2 separate regions of the Homo sapiens genome follow, and region 1 is linked to region 2. A link is an interaction called in ENCODE POLR2A ChIA-PET data of the cell type or tissue named here. Cell type or tissue: CD4-positive, alpha-beta T cell. All regions are shown on one strand. Links, peaks and the distances in the headings refer to the core of each region. The heading gives the core; the rest is flanking DNA.

Evidence for each region. Peaks named below come from ENCODE experiments on the same cell type or tissue, not always from the same donor. Only the 100,000 strongest peaks of a DNase experiment are listed, where the experiment ranks them.
Region 1: POLR2A ChIA-PET joins it to region 2 with 5 read pairs; 3 of 35 experiments call an interaction of 5 or more read pairs at or near these places.

The regions. Positions count from the first base shown.
Region 1 is chr1:198,162,235-198,169,933 of GRCh38, forward strand. The region is part of intron 1 of NEK7 (NIMA related kinase 7); the gene reads left to right. Among named protein-coding and RNA genes, the nearest start is that of NEK7, 9.1 kb to the left of the region's middle. RefSeq lists an enhancer at 3,787-3,886. In CD4-positive, alpha-beta T cell, for the core only: no CTCF peak of the experiment used is centred there; DNase peaks (open chromatin) are centred at 3,887 and 5,417; H3K4me3 peaks cover 2,117 bases; H3K27ac peaks cover 2,994 bases.
Region 2 is chr1:198,477,259-198,484,957 of GRCh38, forward strand. The region is part of intron 1 of LOC105371677 (a long non-coding RNA gene); the gene reads right to left. Among named protein-coding and RNA genes, the nearest start is that of ATP6V1G3, 60 kb to the right of the region's middle. In CD4-positive, alpha-beta T cell, for the core only: no CTCF peak of the experiment used is centred there; no DNase peak of the experiment used is centred there.

The sequences.
Region 1 (7,699 bases), core at 956-5,955, 320 kb before region 2:
GGGTTTTGTGTGTGCTGGACTTTTGACCCCTTAGCCCTCGGGGAAGCCCAGGTAGGACCTGGGACAATCAGAATTCCTGGCTAGTTGCCACCAGCTACAAGCAGTCTCTTCTCTTTATCTGACCCTGCTGCACATATATTATCATTATCTGTGTTTACCATGATGTGGAAAAGACTAGGCAGAAAACTCCAGGGTTGTCATTGCCTACTTTATGACCTTGGTTGAGTTGCTCATTTTATTCAGACTGTAGTTGTCGCAACTCATAAAGTTGCCTTGAGGAGTAAATGAAAATACCTTTGTAAATGTATGGTAGCAGGCCCAGTGTTAGTTTCATTTCACTTACTTCTCTATTCTTAGGACCTTCAGGGGTGGGAAACACATCTCCTGTTGTCAGTTTGTTCTGATGACAGGCCCTGTCACCCACTCTGCCTTGGCCCAGTTTTGTCTTAATGGGCTGCTTCCCACTTCTGCCATTTCCACTTCCTCTGCTTGAATTCTCCTTTTCCTTTGCCCTGTGATTTCCATATTCAAAATTTAATGGTTCCTACATTTGAGTTAGTTTTTATGACTTTCTTTGGAGTGTGGGGAGAGCCAGCAAGCCATAGTTTCTCAGGCAGAAAAAGGCACAAGAGGCTTGGGGGGTTATATTATGGACTACAAATAATGTGAGTTGCAAAAAGATCTTTAAATACAGATTCAAAAAATTGGCAAAATTAAAAATGTTCTTCCTAGCATGCTTAAAATTGTTTTTTTAAATTGTTGAAATATTTCCCCTATATCCTTATATTTACCTAGGTGAATTACTATACATTTTATTATGGTTATAATCATAACAAAGACATATGTCCTTATATTATGGTTGGAAAAGTTGAATAGATGTGTTTATGAAAAATTGTTATACTTCTAAAATGTAATGAATTCCTAATCTTGTATTGCCTTTATATCTAACTGCTGGACCATATAGTAAAGTGATATGATACCGGCACAGTGGCTCATACTTGTAGTCTCAGCACTTTGGGAGGCCAAGGTGGGAAGATTGCTTGAGACCTGGAGTTCAAGACCAGCCTGATCAATATAGTGAGACCCTGTCACTACAAAAAATTTAAAAAAAATTAGTTGGGCTTGGTGGCACGCACCTGTAATCCCAGCTACTTGGGAGGCTAAGGCAGGAGGATTGCTTGGGCCTGGAGGATGGCTTGAGTCTAGGATTTCGAGGCTGCAGTGAGCTGTGATGATGCCACCGCACTCCCACCTGGTGACAGAGTGAGACCCTGTCTCTAAAAAAAATAAAAAAAAAATTAAAAAAAGAGACACCTAGAATAGGTCATTTGTTTTATGCAAATAGTATATCTTTATTCCAAACAGTTTATTTCTAGGTGTGGTTTGTTAGTCAATAAATACATGTAAATTGAAAGGTCTTATATAAGAAGATTTTTCTGGGGGGAGGATTGGTTTATGGAACGAATTATTTCTTATTTTTCATGGCAACCTACAAATTGACTTCCTTTGTTCTCATCACCGTCTTTGTTGTTAGAATATGTTTAGAGTAGTCTGGTGGTAGGTGTGGTATTCAGTGAAAACTGACATTTTTTTCCATTTTCAAAATGCATTTAAAATAAAGTTTTAATAATGTATTTACTGTTAAGAAATATTTTTTATTGTTGAATGACATATTGTTTTCACCTTCACTTTTATGGCTTTGAGTATTTACAATATCAGCTGTTGGCTGGGCACTGTGGCTCACACCTGTAATCCCAGCGCTTTGGAGGCCGAGGCTGAGCAGACTGCTTGAGCCCAGGAGTTTGAGACCAGCCTTGGAAACATGACAAAACCCCATCTTTACTAAAAATGCAACAACAACAACAACAACAAAAAATCAGCTGTCAGTAAAGATTGTCTTTAGTTACATAGTTCTCCCGTTTACTCCTCTAATCACTTTTTTTAAGTGGAAAGGAATTTGTTACTGAACATTTAATAGTATTTAATGGTTGTGAGGGAGTTTGAGCTTCCAGCAGAATGTCCCAGTACCAGGCCCCCAAGGGAGTTTCTGCCTCTTCTGTGATCAGAAGTCCACCGGTCTAGGGCCATACAGCCACTGCTCTGGTCAAGACACAGTTACAGTAAGAAAAATCCTGCTATTTGGGGGACCCTAGAACCATACCCTGCCTATTGTGGTCCAGGAAACAATGCTGTGGGCCCTAGCTCTATACAGGCATTATTCAGAGATATTGCAGGTTCTAGTCTAGACCACTGCAATAAAGTGAATCTTGCAATAAAGCGAGTCAGATGAATCTTTTGGTTTCCAAGTGCATATGGGAGTTAGAGTTACACTATACTGTAGTCTATACAGTGTGCAATAGCATTATGTCTAAAAAATATACATAATTAAAAAATATTTTATTGCCAAAAAATGCTAACGATCATCTGAACCTTCAGCAGTTCATAATATTTTTGCTGGTGGAGGGTCTTACCTCAATGTTGATGGCTGCTAAATGATTACGGTGACGGTCACTGAAGGCTGGTGGCTGTGTCGTTTTCTTAAAAGTAGACAACCATAAAGCTTGCCACATCAATTGACTCTTTCTTTCATGAAAAATTTCTCTGTAGCATATGATGCTGTTTGATAGCATTTTACCCAAAGTAGAAAATCTTGTACAATTGGAGTCAATCCTCTCAAACCCTGCTGCTGCTTAAAAGTTTATGGAATATTCTAAATCCTATGTTGTCATTTTAGCCATGTTCACAGCATTTTCATCAGGAGTAGATTCCGTCTTAAGACGCATTTTCTTTGCTCATTTATAAAAAGCGACTCCTCATCCATTGAAGTTTTATCATGGGATTGTAGCAATTCAGTTACATCTTCAGGCTTACTTTTAATTCTAGTTCTCTTGCTGTTTCCACCACATTTGTAGTGACTTCCTTCACTGAAATCTTGACTCCCTCAAAGTCGTCCATGAGGGTTGGAATCAACTTCTTCCAAACTCCTATTGACATTGATATTTTGACTTCCTCCCATGAATGACAATCGTTTTTAATGGCATCTAGAATGGTGAATCCTTTTCAGAAGGTTTTCAGTTTACTTTACCCAGATCTATCAGAGTGATCACTGTTTATGACAGCTATAGATTTAAGAAATGTATTTCGTATTCTTAGATAAGAAGACTTGAAAGTGGATTATTCCTTGATCCGTGGGCTGTAGAATGGATGTTGTGTCAGTAGGCATGAAAACAACATTAATCATCTTGTATATTTCCATCAGAGCTGTTGGTGACTAGGTACATTGTCAATTAGTAGTCATATTTTGAAAGAAATCTTTTTCTGAGCAGTCGGTCTCAACAGTGGGCTTAAAATACTCAAAAAACCATGCTGTAAACTGATGTGCTGTTGCCCAGGTTTTGTTTTTCCACTTATAGCACACAGGCAGAGTAGATTTAGCATAATTCTTAAGGGCCCTAGGATTTTCAGGGGATGCTAAATGAGCATTGGGTTCACCAGCTGCGTCAGCCCTTAACCAGAGCCTGTTCTTGAAGCTTTGAAGCCAGGCATTGACCTCTCTCTAGCTATAAAAGTCCTAGATGGCATCTTTTTCAAATAGAAGGCTGTTTTATCCATATTGGAAATCTGTTGTTTAGTGTAGCCACCTTTATCAATGATCTTAGCTAGATCTTCTGGATAACTTGCTGTAGCTTCTACTTCAGCAATTGCTGCTTCAACTTGCATTTTTATATGATAGAGATGACATATTTCCTTGGACTTCATGGACCAACCTCTGTTAACTCCATTTTTTCTTCTGCAGCTTCCTCACCACTCTCAGCCTTCACAGAGCTGAAGGGAGTTAGTGCCTTGCCCTGGATTAGACTTTGATTTAAGGAAATGTGACTGGTTTGATCTTCTATCCAGACCGCTAAAACTTTCTCTGTCTCAGCCGTAAGGCTGTTTCACTTTCTTATCATTGGTGTGTTCACTGAGTATCACTTTTTTCTTTTGTCTTTTTATACAGATGTTTTACTCAATTATAGAAAATTTTAAACACATTCAAAATAAACAAAATAGTGTAATAGACCAGCTCCGAGCTTCAGCAACCACTGATAATGTACCATTTTGGACTAGCACTTTTAATTTCCTTCAAGAACTTCTCTTTTGCATTCACAACTTGGCTGTTTGGCTCCAGAGGCCTAGCTTCTGAGCTACTAGCTTCTGACCTGTCTTGACCTTTGACATGCCTTTCTCACTAAGCTTAATCATTTCCAGCTTTTGATTTAAAGTGAGAGATGGGTGACTCTTTCTTTCACTCGAACACTTGAAGGCCATTGTAGGGTTATTAATTGGCTTAATTTTCATTATTGTTGTGTCTCAGGGAATAGTGAGGCCCAAGGAGAGGGAGAGAGATGGGAACGGCTGGTGCAGTGAAGCAGTCAGAACATTCACACACCATGTATCGTTAAGTTTACCGTTTTATTTGGACATGATTCATGGTGCCCCAAAACAAATACAGTAACATCAAAGATTGCTGATCACAGACCACCATAAAAGATATAATAATAGTGACATAGTTTGAATTATTGCAAGAATATCCAATATGTGACACAGAGATATGGAGTGAGCACATGCTATTGGAAAAATGACACTAACAGACTAACTTCACATAGGGTTGCCACAAACCTTCAGTTTATAAAAAACACAATGTGTGAAGCACAATAAAATGAGATATGCCTTCATTAGTTTTCTGTAACTGCTGTATCAAATTATTACAAACTAGATGGTATAAAACAACAAATTTATTCTGTCACCATTCTGCAGGCCAGAAGTCAGAAGTCAGGGTGTTGACAGTGCCGTGTTCTCTCTGAAGGCTTAAGGGAGAATGTGGCTCATGCCTTTCTCTTAGCTTCTGGTATTGGCAGCAATCCTTGTCTTTCCTTGGCTTGTGGATATATCACTCCATTCTCTGCCTCTGACATGCAGGTTCTTCCTATGTGTTTTCGCTTGTGTCTCTTCTCATAAGGACATCCTCATGACCTCACCTTTGCTGCCTATCACTCTTACACTTAAAATTCAACAAGCAAAATCTATGCTTTTCTATTCAGATTCTTTACTTAGAAAAGATTTTCAAATTTCTGATGTTTTTGGTCTTAACAGCAGATTTTAAGATTGTGCGGAGGTTGTGTCTGAGAGATAAAGGCACCCAAGGCATCTTATATGATATGCACTCATTAACATGATGATGATAATAACAGGAGAGAAAATGCCACTTCAAGCAAGGTGAAAGAAAATAGTACATCTAAGTGTTAGTTTTAGTTCCTTCTCAACCAAACGGTCCCTTGTTACTGGACTGCTTAGGCTGTGTACTGTTCTCACCATTTTTGGCATTTTTACAAAATTTCTCTCAACTGGGTGTGAAAGCTTACCACTTCCCTTGCTCCTGAGGTGTTTTTTTGCACAGGGGCAAAAGCTCTTTGCCTTGCCACTTAGAGATTTTGCCTCTAGTTACCATTACCTACCTGTAGTTCTCTATCTTGTTTCACAGCTCGACTGCACCAGACTTTTCTGTCTTGCATGTCTGGCCACGCTGGAAAGTGTTCAAGAACATTATGATGAGTAACCTGTTCCTTTTTCCATGACTGTCTTATTTCCATCTGGGACTTTGATAACAAGTGACAGGCACTTGAGTCCCATCTAACTTCCCTCCTTGTCAGTAGATACAAGCCTTTGCATTCAAGTGTTGCTCTTTATTCAAAAGCCTGTTTGGCAATTTTAAAACTGTTTTCTATCAGCGATTTGTTTTCACCTTTTAAAAAAATTTGGAGTTTATAAACAGCACAAGCCCTTGTTGTTTATGACCATTTCCCCTTCTCTTTATTTATTATAAGAAGATGCAGCTTGACATAGAAAGTTTTCAAATCGTGGGTCAAGTCCAGGTGTATTTTTTTATTTTTCAAATGCCAAACATAGGTTCTGACACTTAGTGTGAGCTAAATGTAATATATATGGAACTCAGTTTAAGAGTTGAGTGCCTGGCCTAGGGGAGAGTGATTTTGTGGTTAATGATTCAGATAATATAAGAAGCATGGGCTGTAATGATGTACCAACGGTATCTGGTTAGAAAATGTTGAGACTTTTGTCTCTTAGTGTGTGGTCCCTGGCAGGGCAGTACTACCATTCCTAGGCCTTTTTTGTTTGTGTTGTGGGTTGTCATCCCCAGAACGTCAGCATTTCCACATTTTCCAACTTGTGAACTTTGTGGGGTATTTGCATATGCATTTTGAGAATGTTTGAAAGATGATCCTGTTGACTGCACAGACTTGGTGTAAAGTCAGTTTCAAATTGAGGTGAGCCTTCTCTGAACTTGGGAGGCATACTTGCCTGAAATTTGAGGATAGACCGTGTGATCTTTGGAGCCTTCTGGCAGCTGTAAAATGAGTGACTCTGTGATTACATTCCCTTTATAGTTCATCTTTTTGTTTCTTTTTTTTCTTTCCATTTTCCAACTTGGTCTTATCAATCCACAGACCAAAGAAAGATAAATTTGGGAGTTGTTGGTAGGTAGCTGAAAGTGAATGAAATGATTACAATTAAAAAAGGGACCATAGCAGGAGTGAGAGAGAAAAACCTAGATGGCAGTGGCAATTTTAAGAGAGATGTAATGGCTGGAATAAAGTAGGAGGAAGAAAAGAAACCTTTAAAAACAAAGGAGAGGAGTATGCAGAACATATGGGAAAGGAATATGGGGAAGCAGCTTTCTGTAATGTTTACTCATTTGAAAAGATTATTCTGAGATTTCTCTGTATTATAAAATTAGTATATAGGTTGCATAGTTGATTCATGTGCATAATTTATAGTTTAAAAGTAAAGTGGTCAGTACATATGGCTTAGCTCTATGTGTTAGTTTTTAAAAAAATCTACATTGTTTTGAGTGTTTGGTTATTAATAGTTTATGGATATAACTGCTGCACAGTAGTAACTCCTTCATCTACTGGAAGGAAGGTCAATTTTTCAGTCATTAGAAATAGGTAGCTAAATGAGATGCTTCTTATTTTTGCTTGGAGGTGCCAGGTTTATTTGCCAACTTTCCACAGTTAGAAAGCACTTTGGATCACCACTGTCAGATATTTAGATTTCTTTTTGAGTCTGGAGGATTGTATTTCTTATCAAAACAAATATCCAAGTTTATGCTTTAAAAATATTTAAGTTTTTATTAATTGCAGAATATGAGAATAAAGGAACGACCAAATGCTGTACCATATTGCCTGACTCACTCTGCCACTAAATGGAGCCCCACTTGATCCTCACCTGGCTTTCTAGATTATTTATTTCCTGTATATTCCCCTACATTTTAGTCATATCTAACAACTTACTGGGTTTTTTTTTTTTTTTGGAAAATTTTGTACCCTTTCTGGCTTCTCCACTCTATGCTTTTCTCACCACTTTAAATGTCCATTTTCCATATGTCACTGTTCAATCTCAGTGCATTAAAATAATCTTTATCCTTTAAGGCCCTGCTCAAGTACTATACAAAAAAATACAAATAAACCTCTTTCTTCTGCTTCTTTAAGCCGTTAGTACTTATTGAGTCTTGTTGTAGTTATCTTAGCTTCCTCTCTGGAGCATAAGCTTCTGGAAGGTGTGAATCATGTCCTGTACAGATCTGTGTTTTCTGTAGGGCCTAGGACCATTCTTGTCAGAACTTGCCATTTAAAGAATG
Region 2 (7,699 bases), core at 1,139-6,138:
TTTGGGGTGGAGAATTCTGTAGATGTCTATTAGGTCTGCTTGGTCCAGAACTGAGTTCACGTCCTGAATATCCTTGTTAATTTTCTGTCTGATTGATCTGTCTAATATTGACAATGGGGTGTTAAAGTCTCCCACTATTATTGTATGGGAGTCTAAGTCTCTTTGTAGGTTTCTAAGAACTTGCTTTATGAATCTGGGTGCTCCTGTGTTGGGTGCATATTTATTTAGGATAGTTAGCTCTTCTTGTTGCATTGATCCCTTTACCATTATGTAATGCCCTTCTTTGTCTCTTTTGATCTTTGTTAGTTTAAAGTTTGTTTTTTCAGAGATTAGGATTGCAACTCTTGCTTTTTTTTGCTTTCCATTTGCTTGGTAAATATTCCTCCATCCTGACAAGGGATTCTTACCTGGAATATACAAGGAGCTCAAACAAGTCTACAGGAAAAAAATCAAATAATCTTATTAAATAATGGGCAAAAAATCATAATAAACACATCTCAAAAGAAAACATTCAAACAGAAAACAGGCATATGGAAAAGAGCTCAACATTACTGATCATCAGAGAAATGAAAATCAAAAGTACAATGAGATATCATTTCATCCCAGTAAAAATGGCTTTTATCAAAAGGATAAGCAATAATGAATAATGGGGCTGACGTGGAGAAAAGGGAACCCTCATACATTGTTGGTGGAATGTAAATTAGTACAACCACTATGGAGAACTGTATGGAGTTTCTTCAAAAATCTGAAGATAGAACTATTACATGTTCTAGCAATTCCACTACTGGATATTTATCCAAAGGAAATAAATCAGTATGTGGAAGAGATATCTGCACTCCCATGTTTATTGCAGCACCATTCGCACTAGCCAAGATTTGGAAGCAACCTACATGTTCATTGACAGAAACGTGGATAAAGTGGATAAAGAAAATGTGGTACATATACACAAGGGAGTACTTATTCAGCCATAAAAAGAATGAGATCCTGTCATTTGCAACAACATGGTTGGAACTGGAGGACATTATGTTAAGTGAAATAAGCTAGGCACAGAAAGACAAATTTTGCATGTTCTCAGTCATTTATGGGAGTAAATTTTAAAATAATTGAACTCATGCATATAGAGAGTAGAAAGAAGGTGATCAGAGGCTGGGAAGGGTAGTGGTTGGGGGTGGGAAGTGGGGGTGATTAACAGGTACAAAAATATAGTTAAATAGGATGAATAAACTTTAGTATTTGATAACACAACAGGGTGACTACAGTCAACAGTAAACCAACGTGCATTTTAAAATATAGAGCATAATTGGAATGTTTGTAACAAAGAGAAAGGATAAATGCTTGAGATGATGGATACTCCATTTACCCTGATGTGATTATTATGCATTGTATTCCTGTATCAAAATATGTCAGTTACCCCTTAAATATGTATGACTACTATGTATGCACAGAAATTTTTTACAAAATTAAATTTTAAAAAAGAACTCAAGCCAAGTAAACAGATTCAAGGAAACTTTAGTGAATTATTAGCTCTATGTAAGAGGACAATAGTCTAGTCTCTAAAATACCTTGTGAATTGAATGTAGAACAGAGAGTGGGTATTTTGAAAATAAGATATCATTAGGTCACTTTTTTGATAACTTTTATTTTAACTTTGGGGGTACATGTACAGGTTTGTTACATAGGTAAACTTGTGTCATGTGGGGTTGTTGTCCAGATTATTTAATCACTCAGGTATTAAGCCTAGTTCCCATTAGTTATTTTTCTTGATTCTTTTCCTTCTCCCACCCTCCACTCTCGGATAGGCTCCAGTGTGTGTTGTTCCCCTCTATGTGCCTATGTATTCTTATCATTTAGCTCCCACCTATAAGTGAGAACATGCAGTATTTGGCTTTCTGTTCTGACATTAGTTTGCTAAGAATAATGGCCTCCAGCTCCATTCATGTCCCTGCAAAAGACATGATCTTATTCTTTTTTATGGCAGCATAGTATTCCATACTACAGTATAACCTGTATGGAAGGACCATGAACCTAAAAATAATCATTTTATAAGTATAATCTGTAAGTTCACTCGCTAACTGTTCTTATCTCTGCACATTCAGGGCTGAAGTTAGAGTGATCATGAAAGATTTAAAGTTGTGATCTGGCGATTGCTTGAGTACTGGTCCTCGCTATCCCTGTTTCATGTAGTGTAACCTGGGTGAGTTGATTAACCTTTTTGTGCCTTGATTCCCTAATCTACAAAATAAGAATATCAATGATTTCTACTTCAAAGATCGTGGTGAAGATTAAATTAGATATCAATTAAAGTGTTTACACAGTGCCTGTCATATGGCAAGAGCTCAGTAAATATTAGCCAAAATAAATACCATAAATTCTGGTTAATGAATGTTATTAGAAGAAGAATCAACTATGAAAAAAACATACTTAGGGTTTAGAGTTAAAACCAAATAAAGTTTACTGGAGGTCTATGAATGCTTTTAATAATACTCATGCTTGTTTCTATAGGGCCTATGGGTAAGTGCCTGATATAAATGACACAGTCATGTTGATATGACCAAATTAAATACCTTTAGCTTTTCTTTTTTGGTCTCTGAAGCTTTTCCAACATCTTAACTCACTATCATGTGTAGTTTTTTTCATAATACAGTTCAATACTTTTTATAAACATACATGCAAATTAAGACAACAGCCTCAATGTGTTCCCAGCAGCCAATTTTCTTTTCCTTTCATTGTATTCATTGCATTTAAGACAGTAACCTGCTGAAATGGGTGCATACAAAGTATATTAGCCAATAACCATCTCTTCTCTGAAGGAGGGAGGTTAAAAGCAAGAAAAACTATTCCAAGGTAGGAATGTTGAGTTTTATTGCCACTACTTTGATTAACTTGGACTCTTGTAGAAAGAGTAGCTCTTGTAGTGAAGCAATTATTCCCCCTGATGGAAGGTGCTCATAAGTACCTCCCTAAGCAAAGTGGCACCTGTCCCGTGGAATGCCCCATACTAAGAAGAATACCAAAAGTGGAATCCAGACAACTGGGCTGTAGTTAAGCTTCTTTGCATGTGATCTCTGTAAGGAAGTGTTTCTCCACCTGTAAGATAGCATAAAAATTACTATATATCAGGGTTATCTGTGTCATCTAAAGACATATAAGTAAAATACTTGGTAAATTATAAATAATTATACAAATAGAAGGGATTAAATTATTGCAAATTTTTATTTTTACATAATGTTCACATTCCTTCTTTTTGTGACAAAACCTTGGTGTTGTAAAGCAAACAGGGAGAGCACTTTGGTAGGAGCAAGGTAAAGAGATGCTTGTTTGTCTAAGTGCCTTGCCATGTTTCACTTGGCTTCTGTCCTCCTTAGTGACAGAAACAATTTTTGGATAGGTAGTAAGTGGGTACCCTAAGGAAGCTGGCTGGGCATATGGCCAGATAAGTTTCAGCTGTGGAATGAAGCAAGTACATGGCTACTCAGTATATGTCTTTCATTTATTCACCCATTCACCTGCTTACTCACTCATCTATTCATTGATTTATTTATCTAGACATCATTCATCAAATATTTATTAAATACTAGCCCAGATGCTCGGGATCAGAGTGCTGACATATAAGATGGTTGTAATACATTGCTGAATTTGGGATTAAAAAATAGATCTAGTCTTTGCCCACTTTTTCACCATTCTCTCTCCCACCCCCTACCTACCCACCGCTGTCCCTGTCTCTCTCTGTTACAGCCATACACATCCTATTTCTATCACTTAATCATAGCACTCTTGTTCCTGACTGAGGAACTTTGCACTTCCTCTTACCCAGGTTTTCACCTGCTGAATCATTCCACCACTTAGGCTGTAGATCCAGACTCCCCTCTTTGGAGGCTTCTTTCCTTATTGCTCTAGCTAAAGTAGCACCTTCCAACCTCTTACCTATACTTTTCTATTTCCTAGCCTTCGTAGTTCTTATCACTAGCTGAAATTACATACATTTGTTCAGCTTCCCTCAACTAGAACATAAGCTTCAGGAGCTCAGGGATGAAGTTATCACCAGTGCCCCGAGCAGCACCTGGCTCAGTTCTTCACATGCTTACCTGGCATATAAGCTCAAAAATATTTATTAAAAGGATAAATGAAAAGGGAAGATGAAAAATGATAGACATTCTGTGTCCATCATCCTTCCACAAAACACTACTTATATTACAGATAAATATTATACTGTCCTTCTCAGGAAATTTCAGAAGGCAAGAAAGCTATATTCATGGGATTTTAAAGGATAAGAAAGCTGCATTTTTTCACCAGTTCATGTAGCTACATCTTAGCTGTATTTTGGGTAAGTGTAAGTGACATCTAAAGTCTACTAGCACGTATTTTTAAATAGTGGACATAGACACTTGTCTCCCACCTACCTCCTGACCAGGATAGTTTAAATGCTCCTTATCTGTTCTGTCACACTGGGAATATCTCTAGGGCTATACTTTCTATATGTACTACTTAGTGATTGCTTTTACTGCTGGATCCACCCTAGACACTAAGCTCTCTTTCTTATATACTTTGCTTTCCTAGAATCAAACATGGGCCCTGTACAAAGCAGATAAAGGGCAATTGTTTCTTGACCATTCCTTTGCGCAATAGAAAGAGGAACTTTTATGTATTAGAGATTGTGGTAGTTGCAGAGAATAAAACTGTAAAGAAGATGGGCATGGTTCCTGCACTTATAGGGTAAATAAAGCACATGGGTAAACACAGGCTAAATATTTTTAGTAGTTACACCATTAACAACAATATGGATAGAGCTATTGTTCATGTCCAACTGTCAGATAACAACAAATAGATTGGCAAAGGAGCTGTAAGTGGATGAGAAGGGCCTTTATTTGATTCCAGCAGTTTGTGTCAGGCTAGATGATACATTTATTTCTAAATTGATTTTGACTAGCCATAAGCATCAAAATTCTCATTAGGAATTTGAAGTCATAATGTGATGCCTCTTACAACTAACTGTGTCACTTCTATGTATTCTTATTGGAAAATTATTCTCTTTGAATATTAAAATTGACATTACTACCTTTTGAAATATTAAAAGGATCTAAATATTTCTAGTGAAAGATTTGACATATAGAAAAAATTCTGCCAGAAACAAAAATCAAGCCTATAGTGTAATTTGAGATTTCCTTAAAGCCCTCCCTGACCCTTATATATCTTTTCCATATTTGACAAAGAGCAGATTCTTTCTACTATTAGCCTGAATTCAACACAAGTCTTTCATTGCACATGAAAGCTTAGATTCAATCATCCATTAATTTATCCAACAAGTATTTTTTGAGAACCTACTATGTGCCTGGCACTGTTTTATACTTTGAGAATAACAGTAATAGTGGAGATGAAATCAGGCAGTGCAAATAAGCAGAGATGTGACTGAGATAATTTTACATAATGAAATAATATTTAAAAAGATGGTGGTTAGGGATAGGAGATACATTAGATGGGGTGGTCAAAAAAGATCTCCCTGGCATGTTGATTCTGGAAAAGAATAGCCCGTATGATTTAACAATGAGGGAAAATAGGAGATAAATCAGCATGTAGATGATATAAAAATAGAGCCACAGATGATAGTACATTTACCATGAGAAAAAGTCAGCATAGATTTCTATAAGTGAATCTTGGACACCATTGACAAGGAAGAATGGAATTTCCCCAAATATAAACTAACAAGTTGGCATAGAATTCTGCATGTGACAGTGTCCTATAAGTGTTATACTAATTATCATTAATATTTCAATGTCATATTTACTGGAATTTTGCAGTAATGAAGTTTGGGTCTTGTAATCACAGCCAATGTTAGCATTTCTTAAGGAAATCCATATGACTTGAATTATCTTTACTACTGTAAAATGAAGGACAATAAAAGTCATAAAGCAAAAGCAACTGTAATACTAACTAAATAATATGACTGTCATCTTGTGTAAAAGGAAGTTGCTTGACTTTGTGTAAATAAGAATTACTGAACTGGTACTGAAACATAAAAAGCCAAAGTCTACTACCTAATAGTTTCACCAAGAAGATAAGAGAAAACTCACGATTTAGGAAATGTAAGGTGAATTGTACCTACAAAGTGAAAAGATATTAATACAGATTAATCTTACAAGATTAATCAACTATAAATTAGATCATTAGAACTTTAAAATTTAATTGGATTCATTACTTTCTAGTAATGGTATGAAATTTAATTATAAGACACACTACAAAATTTCTTGAAAAATTAAATTAGGACGTGGAAAAGTTTACTGCAGTTTGTCTGTGGGCAGTTCAGCTCCTGGAACATTGCACTTGAAAGAATATGGATTTTGAAAAGCACAAAAAAAAAAGGAGAGGTCAACTACACTATAAACTGTAGGTAGACAGAGATCCTACCTCTTATTTCATTTAAAATCCATGTGCCCCATATTAAGCACATGTCTAATAGGCCAAGAAATCAGTCTCCCACAAAATGTTTATTTGCCCCATTTTATAGGCAAGGCACTATGATACATACCAGATATTGAAGTTGGCTTTCATCTTACTACCTAATTGGAGGACAGAACACACACACACACACACACACACCCACACACACCCACCTTGTGATGTAATACTGTATAATGTAATAAGGCACCAGCAAAACTCCAGCAAATGTATAGTTATCCCACTTGATTTATTTAGACATGGATTCATATTGTCAAGGCACCATTCTTTAAAAAGTATTCCTTTGCAGATTTTCCTATTCTGTGGACTAGATTCTTGACTAAAATTATACATGAGTTGTAAAATACATGATGAGGCCCACATATTTCAGGGACTGATCTTTTAATGGAGTGATGAATGTAAAGACAATCAAATGGAGCTGGGAAGATTGGATATCAGTATGCACAACAATGAAACTAGATCCCTATCTTTCACCATCTACAAAAATCGACTCAAAATCGATTAATGACATAAATGTAAGTACTGAAATGATAAAAGTACTGGAAAAAATGCTGAAAAACACTCCAAGATATTAGTCTAGATAAAGATTCTACAGCTAAGACTTCCAAAACATATGCAACAAAAATAGACAAAAGAGACTATATTAAACTAAAAATCTTCTGCACAGCAAAGGAAACAATCAACAGAGTGAAGAGACAACTTGTTTAATGGGAAAAATATTTGCAAACTATCCATCCATCAAGGTATTAATATCTAGAATATACAAGGAACTCAAATAACTCAACAGCAGAAAACCAAATAACCAAATGATTAAAATGTGGACAAAGCATCTGAATACACATTTCTCAAAAGAAGACATACAAATAACCAACAAATATATGGAAAAATGCTCAACATCACTAATCATCAGAGAGTGCAAATCAAAACCACAGTGAGATACTATCTTACCCCAGTTAGGATGGCTATTACAAAAATAACAAAACAAATAACAAATGCTGGAAAAGATGTAGAGAAAAGAGAACATTTATGCACTGTTGGTGAGAATGTAGATTAGTAGAGCATTTACGGAAAATAGTGTATGGGTTTCTCAAACTAAAAATAGAACTACCATATAATCCAGACATTCCACCACTGGGTATTTTTCCAAAGGAAAGGAAGTCAGTATATTAAAGGGATACCTGCATCCCTGTGTTTATTGCAGCACTACTCACAATAGCTAAGATATGAAATCAACCTAAAAGTCCAT